Regions from separate parts of the Homo sapiens genome. Here region 2 is linked to region 1. Evidence: chromatin loops called from intact Hi-C (ENCODE). Cell type or tissue: endothelial cell of umbilical vein. All regions are shown on one strand.

Region 1 (2,500 bases):
AGCTCATTTAATCACCAAAACATCTAGAGGCATTCCTACTTTCATTTGCACATTAATAGAGGCAAAAGAAGTGTGACACAGCATGCCAGAGAAGAGAGATTGGAGACCCTCACTGAGAAAACTTCATCCACATGCCCAGCCACTGCCTCTGGACACTCTCTGCCTGAGAGAACAGAAGTGGGGCTATTGCATTTGTCTTCCTAAAAGGAGCTGAACCAGAGAGGAAGAGGCCAGCGCTTGGGGTGACCAAGACCTCTTTATTACACCATTAGTCCTTTTCCACTTGTGTGCAATGTTAGCCCCAGGCGTTTGCTGATGGTCCCTAAAGACTTGTGAATGGAGATGGAAAGGAAGAGAAATTGGTAGGGGTGTGAAGGGACTCTTGACTTCCCAGCTTTGCCATAAATTGGGATCGATCTCTCTCTCTCTCTCTCTCTCTCTCTGTCTCTCTCTCTCTTTGTGTGTGTGTGTGTGCGTGTGTGTGCGTGTGTGTGTGTGTGAATTGTTAGAATAAGGCCTGTCTTTCTTACAGTCAAGTGGGGCTTTCCACATCGGACTAAAAACCACACACACACACAAAACACTGCAGGGCGAAGGAGTCTTGAGTCCTAACTGAATGCACAATTCTACATTCTTTATTTCCTCCGCATTAAAACCACAGCCGGGCCAACAGCAAAAGCACGAACATTGTGTAGTGCTCCATCCTCCCACCAAGACTTCACATGGAAAAGCAGCTCAGGAAAAATCCACTTAGTCTCTGGGGAAAGGAGATGCAAATGCTTTTGTTCTCCTCCCAGACCCTCTGGGAAATCCCCTTTCTGAAGCTGTTACAATGCACTGATCTCTAACTTGCAGAATACTTTCCTTAAAATGATGGTTAAGGAGTAACTCCAACAAGGACAGAGTCTGAAGATTTTTACTATCAGATTCTGCCTTCTCTCCCCAGCCCTCGCCTAAAGGATAAGCTTTATTTGTAAAAAGGAAAGTGCAAAATTGGATCCATACACATTCAGTACTTGATAAGCGTCTAGAAAAGGAAAATCTGTAAAGGCTACAATCATCAAGTGTAAAATGAGAAAAATAAACACCGCCAGAGAAGTCTTGCCTACCTTGTATAAACAATCAAGTGTTCTAGGAAGCGACACATTGGGTAATTCTACACATTGTGCTAAGAGGAAAACGGAAATGGGCCGGATTAGGTCTGAAGAAGAAATGGTTCATTGTTTGGCATTCTTTAAATGCTAGAATAATTACTCAATTATGGGTGTTTCTCATATATTTAAATAATGCAAATCCACAAGCACTGGAGGAGATTAGATGTTGTTCTTGTTCATTCCTGTCTTGCTGGTTTAGGGGCATCAAAGGAAGGGTAAATTGCAAAGATCCCTAAGGGGACCCTCCCCAGGCTCAGGAGTTGGAATGGGGACAGGGTGAGGTTATTTCTTGGTGTTTTATTTCATGGCTTTATGTAAAGACGTAAACTTTAGACACTTATTTGACTTGTATTAAAAAAAGTCACTGTTTAGATTTCGTGTGTGGACGGGGGGCACTTTTCTCAACTGGGACTTCCTTGATTTGTGTAGATGCGTCCATTTTGAAAATTCAGGTTTTTCTCATGTCCTAATCTTCCACTCCAAAGACAGGCAGGGTATTCCCAAAGCGTCCACTGTGTGGATAAACCTGCCAGTCTGCGTTTGGTTCATTTTAGCGCTTAATTCCCGTGTCTGGATGCGCATCACAAAACAACATCATCCTTGGAATCAGTGAATGGCTGTCATGCTTTAAGCACGTTGCATTTGTGCCTGGGTGATTAAAATTCAGATTTTTTAAAAATGTAGACCAATTTCTCTCCCAAACTTAGAAAACTCAGAGCCACTCACTTCCTTCGTCTCCAGGTCTCCTCTTCCAGCCTTACACTTTTACTTATTTTCCTCCCCTTCCCATGGGTTCTGTTCCACAAAATGTGAAGGGGCCAATTCAAAATGTATTCTAAGCACACCATAATTTTAGGAAGAGGCAGCAGCCGTGAGCCAGCACACTACAAGATACTTCCTCCTGGCTGGCTTCTCTCTTATTTAGGATTAGAGCTCTGGTCCCCTGTGTATTTGGAAAAACAGATCCTTAAAACTACAGACCTCTGCTTTATGAGCCAGGCAGAGCAGCTCAGAAGTCTCAGGCTTGCAGAGACAAGAAGGAAAATTTATCTCACTCAGAAATGAGCAATCTTTGTTTTTCATTTGGTGACACTAGCATTAAAATTAGCCTCTCTTGTAACATGAATGGAACCATTTCTGGACACAGGTAACCAAGATGATTGTTATATAATCAGTGACTCAACTGGGGGGGCGGGTGATGGTGTCCCCCAGGGGACATTTGGCAATGCCTGGAGACATGTTTGCTTGGCACAACTGGGAGACTGGGGTTCCTGGCATTTAGTGGGTAAGGCCAGAGATGCTGGCACACATCCTGCAGTGCCCACAACAGCCCAGCACCAGAGAAT
Region 2 (2,500 bases), 270 kb after region 1:
ACTATTGTTATCCATAACCATGAGAACACATTTCCTCTGAAATATGCAGCTGGCATATTTTGAGTTGTTCAAGCCCAGGGACAAGATTTTATTCATGTTATTGCCCAAAACCATGTAGTAAGTACTCAAAACCTCACTATTTAATGGAGTGCCTTTGTCTCTACTTGAATTGCGTTTTTTCCTTGAGACCCAGTGCAGGGAATCCCCCATCCCAGGGTGTTTTTCTTTCCGATCTTTTCCCAGCAGGAACCTTTAAAAGCTTCCTCCAGTGGAATGCCTTAGGGGTCCTCCCATTTCTGAGACAGAAACATGGTTGATCTCCCTTACTCTCCTGCAATTTATGGCTTGTTCCAGACATGAGAAATGACTCACATTTCCTTTGGGCAGTCAGCAGCAGATTTATGCATTTCCCTTTTTGTTCTCATCCTCTTATCTTGACTTCCAGATAAGTAGATGTCTTTTAGCCAAAACTTTGCTTTTGAGAAGAATGACTTTGGTTTTCCTCTCTCAGGTGTGAGCGGGGCCTGGACCACGCCATCCCCCACTATGTCACCATGTACCTGCCCCTGCTGCTGGTTCTCGTGGCGAACCCCATCCTGTTCCAAAAGACAGTGACTGCAGGTAAATACTAGGGAAGCTCTCTGGGTACACGGCCACTGGGAGCGGCCCCATGCCTCGGGCTCAGACAGTGACACATGTTGTCCTGGAATTCTCCAGGACAGTTGACCTCATTTGTCATCCTCCAGAGACATCAGCAGAACACAGCTGCAGAAAGTAAGCAGGTTCAATAAATGAAAATGTGCAGGCCTCTGCCCGCACAAGTTCTGTACCATCGTTTGTTAGCTCAGTGCCAGGACTAGTTGACTTTTCACTTCTGTACTGGGCTTCTCCTGGGTCGGCTGCAGGAGTGCCCTTGGACGACTGTGGAGGTGTGAGAGGAACAGAAGGAGAAGAGAAGGGAGGGGGAAGGGACTGAGTCTGTACTGAGGCGGCTCCAGCCCCATAATGCACTTGGCTGATGTTTTTTCTCAGATGGGCAGGAAACAGGAAGTGGAGCACAGGAAATGAGTCAAGGTCAATGGTTAGAAAAGGATAAGAGTAATGAAGTCGTTGGCAACATGTCTGGGAAAGACTTCTAGGCTGGGGCTGGAGACCTGCAGTCCAGCCCCTACTTTCCCCTCAAGGAAGTGTGTCCTGGAGTGAGCCTCCCACCTCCTCAGGCTGCCAGAGATCTCTCAAGGGGAGAATGGGAATAAGGAAATTTGCCTTAACTGAGAGGTCCTTTGAAGATCACCTGTTGATTGTTGAACTTTTTAAAAACATTGTTGAGAGTACTCTATCATTGGTAATAGGAAATTATTGTGATTCTTCGGACCATTCTCTTCATATCTACACTTTTTGTTTTCATTGAGACGGAGTCTCGCTCTGTCACCCCAGGCTGGAGTGCAGTGGCGTGATCTCGGCTCACTGCAACCTCTGCTGCCCATGTTCAAGTGATTCTCCTGCCTCAGCCTCCTGAGTAGCTGGGACTACAGGCAAGCGCCACCACGCCCGGCTACTTTTTTTTGTATTTTTAGTAGAGACGGGGTTTCACTATGTTGGCCAGGCTGGTCTTAAACTCCTGACCTCGGGTGATCCACCCACCTTGGCCTCCCAAAGTGCCGGGATTACAGGCGTGAGCCACCACGCCTGGCGCATATCTACATTTAAATATAGTGTGTTAAATATAGCATTTTAAGACAAAATCTCATCAAAAATAGTGATTTGAGCTGATGGAAATGACTTATAGAAAAAAGACTGAAAAGAAATACACTAAGATGTTAACAGTGGTTACCTCTGGGTGGACGGACCATGGGTCATTCATACTTCTCTAAACTTTTAAATATTTTCTAACTTGTCTATAAGAAGAAATTAAATTTTTTTCAATATTTTAACAAGCGTGCACTATTTTTATTTTTTTGAGATGGGGTTTCGCTCTTTTGCCCAGGCTGGAGTGAATTGACGTGATCTCGGCTCACTGAAACCTCCGCCTCCCAGGTTCAAGCGATTCTCCTGCCTCAGCCTCCCGAGTAGCTGGGATTATAGGCATCTGCCACCACAGCCAGCTAATTTTTGCATTTTTAGTAGAGATGGGGTTTCACCATGTTGGCCAGGCTGGCCTCGAACTCCTGACCTCAGGTGATCCACCTGCCTCAGCCTCCCAAAGTGCTAAGATTACAGTTGTGAGCCACTGCACCTCTATTTTTATAACAGAGAAAATGAGCTTTTAAAAATATAGTTTCTGAACTAGGAGCATTCAAATAAAATTGGGAATTTATTTATTTAGTTATTTTGAGACGGAGTCTTGCTCTGTCACCCAGGCTGGAGTGCAGTGATCTTGCCTCACTGCAATCTCTGCCTCCTGAGTCCAAGGGATTCTCGTGCACCAGCCTCCCGGATAGCTGGGATTACAGACGTGCACCACCATGCCTGGATAATTTTTGTATTTTTAGTAAAGACA

The links. A loop is a pair of places that touch in the nucleus more often than their neighbours do. Peaks named below come from ENCODE experiments on the same cell type or tissue, not always from the same donor. Only the 100,000 strongest peaks of a DNase experiment are listed, where the experiment ranks them.
Region 2: a loop joins it to region 1, with 9 times the contacts of the local background. A loop is called at or near these places in 1 of 110 quality-filtered maps.

What each region holds. Positions count from the first base shown.
Region 1 is chrX:10,009,581-10,012,080 of GRCh38, reverse strand. No RefSeq gene overlaps it. Among named protein-coding and RNA genes, the nearest start is that of WWC3, 4.4 kb to the left of the region's middle. In endothelial cell of umbilical vein, no CTCF peak of the experiment used is centred here; a DNase peak (open chromatin) is centred at 1,160; H3K27ac peaks cover 2,500 bases.
Region 2 is chrX:9,744,165-9,746,664 of GRCh38, reverse strand. It overlaps GPR143 (G protein-coupled receptor 143), which reads left to right. Exons shown (of 9, transcript NM_000273.3): 5 at 512-621. Among named protein-coding and RNA genes, the nearest start is that of GPR143, 20 kb to the left of the region's middle. In endothelial cell of umbilical vein, no CTCF peak of the experiment used is centred here; DNase peaks (open chromatin) are centred at 284 and 1,054; H3K27ac peaks cover 2,345 bases.